Regions from separate parts of the Homo sapiens genome. Here region 2 is linked to region 1. Evidence: read pairs that join two places in POLR2A ChIA-PET (ENCODE). Cell type or tissue: B cell. All regions are shown on one strand. Each heading gives the region's core, and the rest is flanking DNA. Links, peaks and the distances in the headings are about the cores only.

Evidence for each region. ChIA-PET counts read pairs that join two places held together with the same protein. Peaks named below come from ENCODE experiments on the same cell type or tissue, not always from the same donor. Only the 100,000 strongest peaks of a DNase experiment are listed, where the experiment ranks them.
Region 2: POLR2A ChIA-PET joins it to region 1 with 5 read pairs; 13 of 35 experiments call an interaction of 5 or more read pairs at or near these places.

The regions. Positions count from the first base shown.
Region 1 is chr16:10,498,069-10,506,720 of GRCh38, forward strand. No RefSeq gene overlaps it. Among named protein-coding and RNA genes, the nearest start is that of LINC01290, 26 kb to the right of the region's middle. RefSeq lists an enhancer at 5,878-6,685. In B cell, for the core only: no CTCF peak of the experiment used is centred there; a DNase peak (open chromatin) is centred at 3,173.
Region 2 is chr16:10,296,329-10,304,980 of GRCh38, forward strand. No RefSeq gene overlaps it. Among named protein-coding and RNA genes, the nearest start is that of ATF7IP2, 85 kb to the right of the region's middle. RefSeq lists an enhancer at 1,460-1,509 and a silencer at 4,691-4,891. In B cell, for the core only: a CTCF peak has its summit at 1,900; DNase peaks (open chromatin) are centred at 1,303 and 2,343; H3K4me3 peaks cover 2,063 bases; H3K27ac peaks cover 4,193 bases.

The sequences.
Region 1 (8,652 bases), core at 165-8,164:
AACCAGCTGGACACAGGCTTTAGGTCGTCCACCAGAAAAAGAAGAATCCCATGAAAGGCACGTTCCAAACGCCCACTTCTCCTGGAGTCCCATCAGGACAGGGCTAGAGTTTATAGATCCTTGACCAAGAGAGACTTCAAGACCAAGTCAGAGCAAAATCCCAACAATGAGATAACGTAAAATACCTAGGACAAAGCAAAAATGCTAGGGGAGGCAGAGAATGAAAAATACCTTGTTTCCTAACTGCTGATTTACTAAGACAAGAGGGTCAACAGGAGACGGCAAGTCACTCAGAAGTAGTCATGGAGATAAATATATATATAACTGATTTATTTTTATATATAATAAAAATAAATAAAAGATATATATTATATAACATATATCATTTATTTTACATAGCACTTATTATATATCACTTATGTATTTTATATATAATAAAAATAAATAAAATATATAATTATATATCTCTTATTTTATTTATAAAAATAGAAGATATATAACTATACATAATATATAAAGATATATATCATTGAATTATATATATAATATATATTATCTATTTTATATATATATAATTTATATATATATAATTATATATAATATATATTATATATATTATATATATATTATAAATATATATTACATTATAAATATATTATATATTATAAATATATATTATAAATATATTATATATTATAAATATATATTATAAATATATTATATATTATAAATATATATTATAAATATATTATATATTATAAATATATATTATAAATATATATTATAAATATATATTATAAATATATTATATATTATAAATATATATTATAAATATATATTATAAATATATTATATATTATAAATATATATTATAAATATATATTTATAATATATATTATAAATATATATTATAAATATATATTATAAATATATATTATAAATATATATTATAAATATATATTATAAATATATTATAAATATATATTATAAATATATATTATAAATATATTATATATTATAAATATATATTATAAATATATTATATATTATAAATATATATTATAAATATATTATATATTATAAATATATATTATAAATATATTATATATTATAAATATATATTATAAATATATTATATATTATAAATATATATTATAAATATATTATATATTATAAATATATATTATAAATATATTATATATTATAAATATATATTATAAATATATTATATATAAATATATATTATAAATATATTATATATAAATATATATTATATATTATAAATATATTATATATAAATATATATTATATATTATAAATATATTATATATAAATATATATTATATATTATAAATATATTATATATAAATATATATTATATATTATAAATATATTATATATAAATATATATTATATATTATAAATATATTATATATAAATATATATTATATATTATAAATATATTATATATAAATATATATTATATATTATAAATATATTATATATAAATATATATTATATATTATAAATATATTATATATAAATATATATTATATATTATAAATATATTATATATAAATATATATTATATATTATAAATATATTATATATAAATATATATTATATATTATAAATATATTATATATAAATATATATTATATATTATAAATATATTATATATAAATATATATTATATATTATATTATTATTCTATATGTTGGGATTTTTATATAATATATAATAGATAACACATATATATATTATATATGTTGGGATTTTTATATATTATATATAATAAAGATATATATCTGTTATTTATTTTTATATATAAAAATAAATGATATATATATTTATCTCCAGGACTACTTCTGAGTGATTTGCCATCTTCTGTTGATATATAATATATGTAATGTTATATTTTTATATAATATAAAGATATATATAAATTAAATATATATATATATTTTATTTATTTGTTTTTGAGACAGGGTGTCTCACTCTGTTGCCCCGGCTGGAGTGCAGTGGTACAATCTTGGCTCACTGTAGCTTTGACCTCCCAGGCTCAAGGAAACCTTTCACCCGCCAAGTAGCTGGAATTACAGGTGCGCACCACCGTGCCCAGCTAATTTTTATATTTTTTGTAGAGATGCGGTTTCACCATGTTGGCCAGGCTGATCTTGAACTCCTGAGCTCAAGCAATCCACCTGCCTCGGACTCTTAATTTTCTGGGATGACAGATGTGCTTGGCCTCTCTCTCTTTTTTTTTTTTTTTTGTTTTGAGACAGAGTCTCGCTCTGTTGCCCAGGCTGGAGTGCAGTGGCACGATCTCAGCTCACTTCAAGCTCCACCTCCCAGGTTCATGCCATTCTCCTGCCTCAGCCTCCCAAATAGCTGGGACTACAGGTGCCTGCCACCATGCCCAGCTAATTTCTTTGCATTTTTAGTAGAGACGGGATTTCACCGTGTTAGCCAGGATCTCCTGACCTTGTGATCCGCCCACCTCAGCCTCCCAAAGTGCTAGGATTACAGGCGTGAGCCACCGCACCCAGCAGCCTCTTCTCAAAAAAATCACAATATGTGAACATATTCCCAATAGAAAATTATTTTATAAATATAGCACTTAAAAAAAAATCAAAAGTCTCATTTTAGCACCAGTCACTCCCAACTCAGACTTTCCATGGCAGGCCAGGTCTCATTAACATAGGCCTCCATAACTGTCTCAGCACTGACTGAGTGGTTAAAAGCTGAGAGAGCCAGTGCCCTTATTCAAAGGCTGGAATGTAACAAAAGTCCACCAAGAGTTTTGCCTAGGCTTTTCCTGGGCCTTATAAAGCATGACAAGATAACGAAGGAATTCTTAATGGGACCTGTTTAGGATTAAACAAGTTTCATTGGGGGTCTGAAAAAACTCCCCAGGCCTCCAATGAAGAAGTTTATTGGGGGTCCTGTTAGAGCAGTGGGAGAGAAGAGAAGGAAGACGAAACAAGAGAGTGGCTCAAACACTTGAGACTGGTTTATTGAGAGTAAACCTGAGAAGGGCTTCTGGCTGGCAGGATCAGGAGCAAACTTCTCTTACAGCCTGAGGCATTTAAAAAGGGCCCAGTGGGGGCAGTGTGCTCTGGGTGTGGTTCCTATGGGGGAGGGGTTAGGGGAGTGCTGGCTGGTTGGGACTGCTGGGGACTTTGATAAGCTTGCTTAGGGTTGTTATGCTCTGTTGAAGATATAGGTGGGGCTGACTTTTGCAGTTTGGTCAGGTGGCAATGGACAGTTCTGAGAAATGGAAACTTGATAGTTTAAGGTGGTGGAGTCTTGTTAAGATGGTGGTACTCTTGTCCCATCAGGTCTGAAGGAATTCCCCAAACCTCCATGATTTAGCAGGAGACAAGATAAGGGTAATCACCCCAGCACCTGGAGCCATTTAGATTAAGTAAATTTATAGAGGAAGGTCTTCAGGATTGAGACCTTAGTTATAGATTAAAAGAAGTTAGCTGGGTGCGGTGGCTCAAGCCTGTAATCCCAGCACTTTGGGAGGCTGAGGTGGGTGCATTACCTGAGTTCAGGAGTTGGAGACCAGCCTGGCCAACATGGTGAAACCCTGTCTCTACTAAAAATGCAAAAATTAGCCGGGCATGGTGGCACGTGCCTGTAATCACAGCTGCTTGGGTGGCTGAGGCAGGAAAATCACTTGAACCTAGGAGGCAGAGGTTGCAGTGAGCCAAGATAGCGCTCCTGTACTCCAGCCTGGGTGACAGAGCAAGACTCTGTCTCAAAAAAAAAAAAAAGAAAAAAGAAAAAAAGTTAATCACTTATGTCTTCAGATGAATGTAGACTTACATGTAGACATATAGGTTAGAAGGTATATAAGCACTGGAAAACTTTCTAATTTTGAGTTAGTCTGGTGATATTTTCCAGGTCTTCTCCCTGTAACCAGTTACCCAAATAAAAATTCCCTCCTTTCCCAGTTCATCTGCATGTTGTTATTGGGCCACTGGAATAAGCAGCCCGACCCTCAGTTTGGTCTGGGAACATTTCTGCTGAGGAGGCAACTACTCTTACCAGTTGGGTATATTTTCTTCCAGGCTTTTCAGGGCAGTTATCGGTGTAGAATCCTGACAGATTGCTCTCAAGGCTTCACCACTCCACACTTCCAACAGAGAATGGCGTGTGCCTTCCCCATCACTGGTTTTTTATTGTCAATAAAGTGAGGCAAAATTTTAAATCTGATGAAATTCTGTGTCTGTGTCAGAGATGTATGAAACAGAGCAACCCCATCTTGAACAGGGGCTGGGTAAAATGAGACTGAGACCTACTGGGCTGCATTCCCAGGAGGTTAAGGCACTCTTAGTCACAGGATGAGATAGGTCAGCACAAGATACAGGTCACAAAGACCTGGCTGTTAAAACAGCATGCACTAGGGCCAGGCGCGGTGGCTCACACCTGTAATCCCAGCACTTCTGGAGGCCGAGGCGGGCGGATCACGACGTCAGAGGATCGAGACCATCCTGGCTAACACGGTGAAACCCCGTCTCTACTAAAAATACAAAATATTAGCCGGGCGAGGTGGCGGGCGCCTGTAGTCCCAGCTACTCGGGAGGCTGAGGCAGGAGAATGGCGTGAACCCAGAGGGGCAGAGCCTGCAGTGAGCCGAGATCGCGCCACAGCACTCCAGCCTGGGCGAGAGCGAGACTTGGTCTCCAAAAAAAGAAAAAAAAAAAAACAAAAACAAAAAGCAGCATGCGTTAAAGAAGCTGGCCAAAACCCCACCAGAAACAAGAGGACCACGAAAGTGGCCTCTGGTCACCCTCATCACTCATTATACGCTAATTATAACACATTAGCATGCTAAAAGACACTCCACCAACACCGTGACAGTTTACAAATGCCATGGCAACGCCAAGGAATTACCCTATATGGTCTAAAAGGGGAAGGAACCCTCAGTTTCAGGAATTCCCAGAAAACTCATGAATAATCTACCCCTTGTTTAGCATATAATTGAGAAATAACTGTAAGTATTCCCATTTGACCAACCCATGCCACTGCTCTGCCTATGGAGTAGTCTTTTTTTTTTTTTTTTTAAATTGAGACAGAGTCTCGCTCTGTCACCCAGGCTGGAGTGCGGGGGTGTGATCTCAGCTCACTGAAACCTCTGCCTCCCGGGTTCAAGCAATTCTTCTGTCTCAGCCTCCCGAGTAGCTGGGACTACAGGTGCCTGCCACCATGCCTGGCTAATTTTTGTATTTTTAGTAGAGATGGGGTTTCACCATATTGGCCAGGCTGGTCTCAACCTCCTCACCTTGTGATCCACCGGCCTCGGCCTCCTAAAGTGCTGGGATTACAGGTGTGAGCCACCGCGCCCAGCCAGAGTAGTCATCTTTCATTCCTTTATTTCTCTAATAAACTTGCTCTCACTTCTTTTTCACACGAGGTCCAAGAACCCTCTCTTGGGGTCTGGATTGGGACCCCTTTCCAGTGACATCCGCTCTAGACTAATCTTATGTCCTGTGGTTGATGAATCGGGAATCTCTGGTGAATAGGAAAAATTGTTGGATTGGGAGGAGATTCTGGTTTCTGGTTTCCCTGGCTCTCATTTAATATGTAACCCTGAGTAGGTAGCTTTCCCTTCCTAAATCAGTTTCCTCAACTATAATGAGAGGATTTAGATCTCCAAAGTCTCTTTTAGTTCAGACTCTCAAAAAAATCCAAAACACACAGCCAGGCGCAGTGGCTCACGAAGTCAGGAGATCGAGACCATTCTGGCCAACATGGTGAAACCCCATCTTTACTAAAAATACAAAAATTAGCCAGGCATGCGTGGTCATGGACACCTCTAGTCCCAGCTACTCAGGAGGCTGAGGCAGGAGAATTGCTTGAAACTGGGAGGCGGAGGTTGCAGCAGTGAGCCGACATCGCACCACTGCACTCCAGCCTGGGTGACAGAGCAAGACTCCATCTCAAAAAAAAAAAAAAATCCAAAACACACAAGTTATATCAGAGCTGGAAGAATCTGGGAACTCTTACTTTGGGAGATTTGGGTGAGGTTCTTATGGTCTCCTTCACAGTTTGTTTATTTCAGTTCAATCTGATAGATTCTACCCTCAGACTCTATTTATAGTGATTACTGTGTGAAAGGAAAATACATCTCGGGACCCCAAAAATCACTAAGCAAAAGGGAAAAGTCAAGCTGGGAACTATGTCAGGCAAACCTGCCTCCCATTTTATTCCTAAATAACATAGCTACAAAGGTTTGACAACAACAGCAAAAAAAAAAAAAAAAAAAAGCTGCATACCTCCCTCACAAGTTTCCCAGAAGGAAATTCCTTGTGGACAAGGGACAGACAGAACTCAAAGTCTTCCTTCTGCTCACTTGAGACAAATGCCTATCTGATTGCTTCCTCTGCCCTATTGTTTCACTAAACCAGACTAAGGCCTAAGTGACTATTCCTCTACCCTCCTCTCACATGTAAATTGCATATTCAGTGGGAGGCTAATCAGAGACTCAAAGGAATGCACCCCTTGTCTCTCATCTACCTATGACCTGGAAATTCCCACCCTACACCCAGTTGTCCCAATGTCAGAGATGATAAATTAATCTTCAAAAAGCTTTAGTTCTCTGTTCTTTGTTTCTTATGACCAACTTCCTTGTACTTCCTTGTCTCCTAGCTACCTGTTCTGTAAACAACCTTCTCGCCTTTGCGGTGCTTAGATAGACAAGTCCTTCTGGCCTAGTAAAGGACAGTCCCTCTTCCTTCCCATCTAATAGACCCTATTCAGTTTAAACCTTAGCTTAGATTGTGAAGTCCAACCTCAGCCAATGGGGAAAGGACACAGAAGTGCTAGGAACTGCGTTAGGGATAAAACCCCTGCCCTCCCCCGCTCAGTGTGCTCTTGCAGTCATGACTGGTGCAAGCTGCACCTTTCTGCAGAAGTAAATTTGGCTTGCTGAGAAATCTTTTGTTTGAGTGCTCATTTTCTTTATGACTCTGAGCTCTTATTTCTAACACCACCTTTCCAGGCCAAACCAATGTACATCGTACACATATTGATTGATGTCTCATATCTCCCTAAAATGTATAAATCCAAGCTGTGCCCCAACCACAGTAGGCACGTGTCATCTGGACTTCCTAATGTTAGAGGTGTGTGAACCAGAGCAACTCCATCTTCATAGGGGCTGGGTGAAATAAGGCTGAGACCTTCTGGGCTGCATTCACAGACTAAGTCGTTCTAAGTCACAGGACAACACAGGAGATCAGCACAAGATACAGGTCATAAAGACCTTGCTGTTAAAACAGATTGCAGGAAAGAAGCCGGCTAAAACCCAACAAAACCAAGATGGCTACAAGAGTGACCTCTGGTCATCCTCATTGCTACACTCCCACCAGTGCCGTGAGAGCTTACAAATGCCATGGAAATGTCAGCAAGTTACTGTCAGGCCTCTGAGCCCAAACCTGCATGTATTCATCCAGATGGCCTGAAGAATCACAAAAGAAGTGAAAATGGCCTGTTCCTACCTTAACTGACAATATTACCTTGTGAAATTCCTTCTCCTGGCTCATCCTGGCTCAAAAGCTCCCCCACTGAGCACCTTGTGACCCCCACCCCTGCCAGCCAGAGAACAACCCCCTTTGACTGTAATTTTCCACTACCTACCCAAATCCTATAAAACAGCCCCACCTCTATCTCCCTTCGCTTCAGCCCACCTGCACCCAGGTGATTAAAAAGCTTTATTGCTCACACAAAGCCTGTGTGGTGGTCTCTGCACACAGACACGCATGAAAGTTACCCTATATGGTCTAAAAAAGGGGAGGCATGAATAATCCACCCCTTGTTTAGCATATAATCAAGAAATAACCATAAAAATGGGCAACCAGACAGGTGCAGTGGCTCATGCCTGTAATCCCAGCACTTTGGGAGGTCGAGGCGGGTGGGTCACCTGAGGTCAGGAGTTTGAGACCAGCTTGGCCAATATGGTGAAACCCCGTTTCTACTAAAAATACAAAAATTAGCTGGGTATGATGGCATATGTGCCTGTAGTCCCAGCTACTTGGGAAGCTGAGGCAGGAGAATCGTGCCATTGCAGTCCAGCCTGGGTGACAGAGCAAGACTCTGTCTCAAAAAAAAAAAAGGGGGGGCAACCAGCAGCCATCAGGGTTGTTCTGTCTATGGAGTAGCCATTCTTTTATTCCCTTACTTTCCTAATAAACTTGCTTTTACTTTAATCTGTGGACTCACCCTGAATTCTTTCTTGTGTGGAGTCCAAGAACCCTCTCTTGGGGTCTGGATCGGGACCGCTTTCCTGTAACACCGAGGCTGTGTGTCACAGGAATATCCTTAACCTTGGCAAAACACACTTTCTAAATCGATTGAGATCTGTCTTTCATACTTTTGGGTTCACAACTGAAATGTGCAGTGAGACTTATTTTATACCATATTATTTTGTGTATTTTCTTTGTTTATTATCCTTTTTGTTTGCTTATTTTTCTCCTTCTATTCCTTCTGTTGAAACGTTTCCTTTCTTCCTTCTTCCTTCTGCTTGTTTACAGTAATTTCATTGTTTTTCTGTTCTTTCAGTGACTTCCCTCAAATGTCAACATACATTACTTTTTTTTTTTTTTTTTTCGAGACAGAGTCTTCCTCTGTCACCCAGGCTGGAGT
Region 2 (8,652 bases), core at 495-8,494, 200 kb before region 1:
AATAGATCATGTACGAGTTAAGGGATATTATCCATTCGAATAAAACCTTCGCCCTCTGAAAGTTCCCTGAAAATCAACTGACAAAATGTAAATGATAGAAGAAAAGGCATACACGTTTATTAGCATGTGCTGGGGAGGATCGCAGAGTGATGGCCTAATATCCCAAAGGGATACAGATTCTTCTATATCCGACTTCTTAGGGGAGAGGATCATGGAAAAGTGTGAATGATTTTAGGAGAATAGCAAAGGATTTTTATTTTTATTATCATTATTATTTTGAGACAGAGTTTTGCTCTTGTCGCCCAGGCTGGAGTGCACTGGCGCAATCTCCACCTACTACAACCTCCGCCTCCTGGGTTCAAGCAATTCTCCTGCCTCAGCCTCCCGAATAGCTGAGATTACAGGTGCCCACCACCATGCCCAGCTAATTTTTGTATTTTTAGTAGAGACGGGGTTATGCCGTGTTGGGCAGGCTGGTCTCCAACTCCTGACCTCAGGTGATCCACCCGCCTCGGCCTCCCAAAGTGCTGGGATTACAGGCGTGAGCCACAGCTCCCAGCCACAAAGGATTTTTAGGGGAATTCAATGGGCTTAGAGAACACACAGTGGCTCAGAACAAAGTCTGTTGGGTCTGCAGAGCAGAAAATGATTTGTGACAAGTCTGTTCAGGTGTGTTGGCAGACTTCAGTCAGTCTTCCTGCGATGTGAGTTCAGCTAATGAAAACTCAGGGACCGGGGTCATTGTTTTCTTCTTTTTCAGGTCCGGGCTTTAGGTAGATAAGGGAACTTCAGAGAACAACTTCATCCTGTGTTTTGGGAGACACGGAGGACTGAGCGATGAGAAGTAGGTGGGTGAGGTCAGAGAGACCTTAGGTCTTCCTCAGTTCGGCCCATCAGAGTGCCCTATTTTGGGGTATCGGTTTCTGACTCCCAACAATGGTGAAAAAATTGGGCTTGAAGTGGACTGGAAAGTTAGTAAAATTTCTTTAACTGTAGCAGGAGGAGTCATAGACACAACCTCTCAGACACCGGATTGTGGAAGGAAAGAGCTTTATTCTTCTGGGAGCATCGGCAGACTCAAGTCCTAGAAACTGAGCTCCCTGAATAAGTAATTCCTGTCCCTTTTAAGGGCTCACACCTCTAAAGGGACTGCATGAAGAGGGGGTCGTGACCGATTGGGCAAGCGAGGGGTAGGTGACTGACGGCTGCATGCACCAGTAATCACAACGAAACAGAACAGAACAGGGAGTTTCACAACGCTTCCTCATACAGTGTCTAGAATCTATAGATAACTCAAGCAGTGAGGTCAGGGGTTGAATTTTAACTACCAGGCCCGAAATGTGACGCTGGGCTGTCTGACTATGAATTTCACTTCTGCTTATTCTTTTAACTTCTACCTTTTCAGCAAACAAGAAATTAAGTATAAGACAACATGAGGAGTGGTCTCCTTTCTCATGACCACCTCCGCTAGTTCAGAGAAAGGCGCCCACAGTGACTGGGTGACCAAGATATAGTTGCCTCAGACATTTGCATTTCAAAGGGGATAAATCCAAGACCTTTGAAAAAAATGTTTCTGGGTTGTAAATCTGGCAAGAGGCTTACTTGCCTCTGAAGAGATTTATAGACACACCAAAAGATTAAAGTAAGAATTTACGACCACTAGGTTTCTCTCAGGAATACTCTAAGAGGAGGAGGATATGGTCTCTTTTCTTTTGTGGTAACAGGGGAAATTCTTTTTTTTGTTTTTTCTTTTTTCTTTTTTTTTTTCTTCAATTGGTGATACTCAATTGTCCCAAAACTCTTAGAGTGATTAGAACAGAAAAAGTTAAATATATCATTGATTTATTTTTTCGGTCTATTTTTTTCAAAATGCCATTATAAGGGTAACACAATTTTATTGTGAGGAAACTGGGGAAGTAAAGAAAATCATGAGGAAACTCAAAGCCAGCTTTTGAAGTTCATTCTAAAAGGATGAACTCAATTTGGGTCTGCTTGGTAATTATGTAAATGTCCTGTTATAATTGATAATTAACTATTTTGTGTTTTGCATCATCAAAGCCAGCTCGGTATAGTTGAATAAAAGGTACACCAAATGAAATCTCATATCTAGACTAATTTCAAGAGAACCAAAGGAAATTATTATAATTATCATGAACTTTCTAATCACTAGAACAGCATAAAACCTTTCTTTATGTAGCAAAGTACCAATGAGTGGCAGGTGCAAGATAGAGGCTGTCACAAAAGAAAGGGCAGCCTAAGAATGAGAAGTTATAGCTTCTCTTTTCTATTTCTCCTCCCAGAGGTTGAGTTCTGCATGCCCTCCGTCCCCACAATTCTACTTGACATTGCCACTGCCTTCCTCTAACCTGTCTCTGTTTCTTCCTTACATTGCTGGTGGAATGACCATTCCGTCTGACATATCAGATTATTCACTATTTCTTCCTTCTCTGTTACTCATTTGTTGAACAAGTTTACTGAGCATCTATGTGCCAGCCACTAGCCAAAATGCTGTGGCAAGACCTGGCACAGTGGTTCATGCCTATAATCCCAGCATTTTGGAAAGCTGAGGCATGGCCAATTGCTTGAGACCAAGAGTTCACAACCAGTCTGGGCAACATGGCGAAACTCTGTCTCTACAAAAAAATAAACCAGCAAACAAAAAAAGTTAGCCAGGAGTGGTGGCACACACCTGTGGTCCCAGCTACTTGAGAGGCTGGGGTGGGAGGATCACCTGAGACTGGGAGGTCGAGGCTGCAGTGAGCTGAGATCGCACCAGTGCACTCCAGCCTGGGTGACAGAGAAAGACCCTATCTCAAAAACAAAACAAAACAAAGTGCTGGGGCTATAACCATGAAAGTGATAGGAGAGAGCGCTGGTAACAGTACTCTCTTCTTCATTCTCTTCCTCCTGGCCTATCTCCTTCTTCCTCCTTTCCCTAGTTTCACTACTTGGGGCTCCAATATGAAGACCTTTTTGGATGTATTGCATCTTCGTATCTCCAGGGCCCAGCACAATGGCTGTATTTTCGTACATGCTTCTCCAGCATGTATGAAATGAATGAATTCTCTATTGAAATTATTGGCCAGGCGCAGTGGCTCACGCCTGTAATCCCAGCACTTTGGGAGGCCGAGGCAGGCAGATCACCTGAGGTCAGGAGTTCAAGAACAGCCTGGCCATCATGATGAAACCCCATCTCTACTAAAAATACAAAAAAAGTTAGCTGGGTATGGTGGCAGGCACCTGTAATCCCAGCTATTCTGGAGGCTGAGGCAGAAGAATCGCTTATACCTGGGAGGCAGAGGTTGCAGTAAGCCGAGATCGTACCATTGCACTCCAGCCTGGGCAACAAGAGCAAAACTCCATCTCAAAAAAAAAATAAAGAAAGAAAGAAAAATTATTTATTCAGAGTCTGGGTGCTAGAGCTGTTACAGAAGGAATTAAAACACTACTTGGAATCTTTCCATTTTTATCTACATTGTTTTTTCTGCTTATTAAAATATGAGTCAATATCATAATAAAATCATTACAGAAATAAATAAAATAGAAAGTGCAACTCCTCCGCATTTCTAAATTCAAGAGATAACTGCAATTTACAATTTGATGTGTGCTTCTCTAATTTGTTTCTCTTTTTACGTAGCTCTATCTTTCTATATGCACACCTACATAGGTATATTTATATCCTATACATAATTTTAAAACCCAAACAGTATCATAGTAGTCAAATGAATCTTCAACTGCTTTTTTTTCTTTTTTCTATTTGATGATATATCTTGGCTTGGATTGTGCTGAATTTCTTCTAAATATCTCTCCAACTGTAATTGTATGCTTTTGTATCAAGGCCAGAAGCTCACTTATTTTTATTAACTAGTTCTCATTATTATAAAAGAAATACAAAGCTGGGCACGCCTGCTGACTCCTGTAATCCCAGCACTTTGGGAGGCCCAAGTGGGCTGATTACTAGAGGCCGGAAGCTCGAGACCAGCCTGGCAAACATGGCAAAACCTCATCTCTACTAAAAAAATACAAAAATTAGCCGGGCATCGTGGTGCACGCCTTTAGTCCCAGCTACTCTGGAGACTGAGGCATGAGAATCACTCGCATCCAGGAGGCGGACGTTGCAGCGAGCCGAAATGGCGCCACTGCACACTAGCCTGGGCTATAGAGCGAGACTCTGTCTCAAAAAAATAAACAAAAAAACAAAAATTATTTTACAGAAGCTTCTGCATAATCAATAAAATCATCGGGTCTGGAAACTGTGAAATACTTGGTTACCTAACCATAGCGCAAACTGCTTGCCATTCTCTAAAAGCTAGTCTTTTTTTTTTTTTTTTTTTTTTTTGAGACAGTCTGACTATGTTACCCAGGCTAGAGTGCAGTAGTGCAATCTCAGATCCCTGCAACCTCCGCCTCCCAGGTTCATGCAGTTCTCCCGCCTCAGCCTCTCGAGTAGCTGGGATTACAGGCACACACCACCACACCTGGCTAATTTTTGTATTTTTAGTAGAGATGGGGTTTCGCCATGTAGGCTAGGCTGGTCTCAAACTCCTGACCTCAAGTGATCTGCCCACCTCGGCCTCCCAAAGTGCTGGGATTACAGGTGTGAGCCATGCACCAGCTGTTCTTTTCGAAAATCAGAAACCAACCGGTTTCTTATTATAGACGACTTCCCAGAATGAAAACTACATTACCCACCCTCCTTTGTAATAAGGTGTGTCTGGGTGACCACATTTTGTCCAATGGGCTATGAGAAGAGCCATGGACAACTTCCCAGTTCAGTGATGCCTTACAGTATGGTGTGTTCCTTCCTTGTGTCTTTTTCCCCTGTGTAAAGGTTGGAATGTGGACCTTGGACCATGAGAACCAGCCCAGCACCTTAGAGATGAAGACACAATGAGATGAAAGGATCTTAGGCTCCTGACAGATTTGCAAAGTAGGACTTTGAAAAGTAGTTGGACTTCTTTAGGAGAGAGAAATATACTTGCATCTTTGCTCTTGTAAGCCACTGCTATTTGGGGTCTGTGCTATGCACAGGTGAATGCCTGCCTTTATGAGGAATGTGAGCCCCTTTATTTTATTATTTTATTTTTTAAAATTTGAGACAGAGTCTCGCTCTGTCACCTAGGCTGGAGTACAGTGGTGCGATCTCAGCTCACTGCAACCTCTGCCTCCCAGGTTCGAGATATGCTCCTGCCTCAGCCTCTCAAGTAACTGGGATTACAGGCACATACCACCACACCCAGCTAATTTTTGTATTTAGTAGATATGAGGTTTCACCATGTTAGCCAGGCTGGTCTCGAACTCCTGAACTCAAGTGATCCACCTGCCTTGGCCTCCCAAAGTGCTGGGATCACAGTGTGAGCCACCACGCCCAGCCATTTTTTTTTTTTTTTTTTTTTTGAGATGGAGTCTTGCTGTGTCACCCAGGCTGGAGTGCAGTGGCGCAATCTCAGCTCACTGCAACCTCCACCGGTTTCATGCAATTCTCCTGCCTCAGCCTCCCGAATAGCTGGGACTACAGGTGTGAGTCACTTGCCCAGCGGTAAGCCTGGTTTTGAGCACTGGGTCTAAACACTTCTTAGCTCTGTGATCAGGAGCATGTCACTTTAAAAAAATTTTTTAATTTAATTTAGTTTTTTTTTGTTCTTTTTCCCTCTCACCGCAGCTTTTCCCAACTACTGGGAGAACCAGGAAGGCCAAGGAGCCTGTCTCTTAACCGCTTGGAGCCTTACTTGTCTCATCCATGAAATGGGAATAAAAATAAAACCAATCTTATAGTGTAACCGGGACAACCAACATTTCTTCGCAAGATTGTTGCCAGAAAGAGGTCCCAATCCAGACCCCGAGAGAAGTCTTTGATTTTGCCCAAGAAACAATTTGGGGCCCAGTGCGGTTCGAGACTAGCCTGACTAACATGGTGAAACCCCGGCTCTACTAAAAATACCAAAATTAGCCAGGCGTGGTGGTGCATGCCTGTAATCCCAACTACTCTGGAGGCTGAGGCAGGAGAATCACCTGGACCTGGGAGGCGGAGGTTGTAGTGAGAGGAGATCGGGCCATTGCAGCTCTCCCTTATAAATGATTATTATGGAGGCCTATTTAACAGGAAGAAATTATTCTTCTCTTTTAATTGATTAATTCATTCATTCATTCATTTTATTTATTTATTTGTTTATTTTAAGAGTCAGGGTCTCGCTCTGTCACCCTGGAGGCTGGAGTACAGTGGTGCAATCATAGCTCACTGCAGCCTTGACCACCCAGGCTCAAGCAATCCGCCCACCATGGCCTCCCAAAGCACTGAGATAACAGGCATGAGCTACTGTGCTTAGCCCAAAAACAAAGTATTATTATTCCTTGTTCTTTCTCTTCTTGAGAGAATTAGAACCACCACTTCCTTCCATATGAATTTATCATCTTCATACAAGATGAGCCAACCATAATATCATACTGTTTGGCCACAGAGATTGGTCAAAAGATGGACATGTGGCCCTTGCTAAACCAATCAGAGTCCTTCCTTAGAACTTTATGATTTGGGGTTGGGCGTGGTGGCTCATACCTGTAATCCCAGCACTTTGGGAGGCCAAGGCAGGCAGATACCTGAGGTCAGGAGTTCGAGACCAGCCTGACCAACATGGAGAAACCACTTCTGTACTAAAAATACAAAATTAGCTGTGTGTGGTAGCACATGCCTGTAATCCCAGCTACTTGGGAGGCTGAGGCAGGAGAATCACTTGAACCCGGGAGGCAGAGGTTGCACTGAGCCAAGATCTTACCATTGCACTGCAGCCTGGACAACAAGAGCAAAACTCCATCTCAAAAAAAAAAAACAAAAAAAAACTTTATGATTTGGAACCGGGGGGAAAGAACAGTAAGAATCACTGTGTAAATGTATGCAAGTTGAGTTGTGCACTGAGTAACTTGCATGGCTATACATGGTAGCCTATGAAACGTAGCGCCTGGAAGTTACTGGTGGTTGGGTGGAGGGCACATCCCAGCTTCCCAGAGATGGCTAATCTGTATGCAAATAGAGTAAAATTGATATATATAGGGAGAAGAAGATATCTGAGATAGGAAATGAGAATCCTGACTGTTAGCATTAAAATCCCAGACATCCTACCTGGGAACAGGTTTGAATCCAACATTGTGACCTGGAGGATATTTTGGCCCCTAGTGTATCCTTCTCTTTCTATCTCTCTTCAGTCCCTCATTTCAACATAGTCCCATTTCTTTTTTTTTTTTTTTTTTTTTTGAGATGGAGTCTCCTCTGTCACCCAGGCTGGAGTGCAATGACGCGATCTCGGCCCACTGCAAACTCCTTCTCCTGGGTTCAAGCTATTTTCCTATCTCAGCCTCCCAAGTAGCTGGAACTATGGGCATGTGCCACCACACCCAGCTAATTTTTGTATTTTTAGTAGAGACGGGGTTTCACGATGTTGGCCAGGCTGGTCTTGAACTCCTGACCTCAGGTGATCTGCCCACCATGGCCTTCCAAAGTGCTAGGATTACAGGCGTGAGCCACTGCGCCTGGCCAACATAGTTCCATTTCCATCCTCTCTGGCTTCCACTTGACCTCCACATCTCTCTCTCTTCCCTCTTTCTTTCTTTCCTTCTCTCCACTCTCCTCTTCCCACTCCTTCCCCATTTTTCCCCATTTCTATCTCTCCTAGTCTCTCCACCTAACAAAACACCTTACAATTTTCTCATCAAGTAACTAAGAAATAAATGCAAACTATCATTCTTTGATTCAAATAATAATGAATACTACAGCTATAAATTATCAATACAAATTAACACCAAAAACAACTAAACATCTCAGAAGGTCAAATTTGCTTCTAGCTAAAAATCGACAAAACATTCTAATTTTCTGCACTAAATGTGTATCTTTGATAATTTATCCCAGGAAAATAGGACTTAGCTGAAATAATGGTCTCACAATGAAACCAGTTGTAAATTATAATTAGTATGTGCAATATGGGAAAAAAGTAGATTACATAAAGAAAAGCAATTGATTCCATGCCACCAATTTCAGTAAATTAAAATTTTAAAAAGTTTGGGGAAAATTAGAATAGTTTAATGGATCCACGTAGATAATTGATCACAAAATTAAACTGGCTTAGTAGAGTTTACTTTGGATAATGCTTTCTCATTGATAATTCAGCCATGTTTTATTTATTTATGTATGTATTTATTTATTTATTTATTGAGAAGCAGTTTCGCGCTTTTTTTTTTTTTTTTTTTTTTTGAGACGGAGTCTCCCTCTATCGCCCAGGCTGGAGTGCAGTGGCGCAATCTCGGCTCACTGCAAGCTCCACCTCCCAGGTTCACGCCATTCTCCTGCCTCAGCCTCCCGAGAAGCTGGAACTAAGGCGCCCACCACCACGCCCGGCTAATTTTTTGTATTTTTTTTTTTTGGTAGAGAAGGAGTTTCACTGTGTCAGCCAGGATGGTCTCAATCTCCTGACCTCGGGATCTGCCCACCTCGGCCTCCCAAAGTGCTGGGATCACAGGTGTGAACCACCACGCCCGGCTGGAGTTTCGATCTTGTTGCCGAGGCTGGAGTGCAATGGCACGATCTTGGCTCACCACAACCTCCGCCTCCTGGGTTCAAGTGATTCTCCTGTCTCAGCCTCCCGAGTAGCTGGGATTACAGGCATG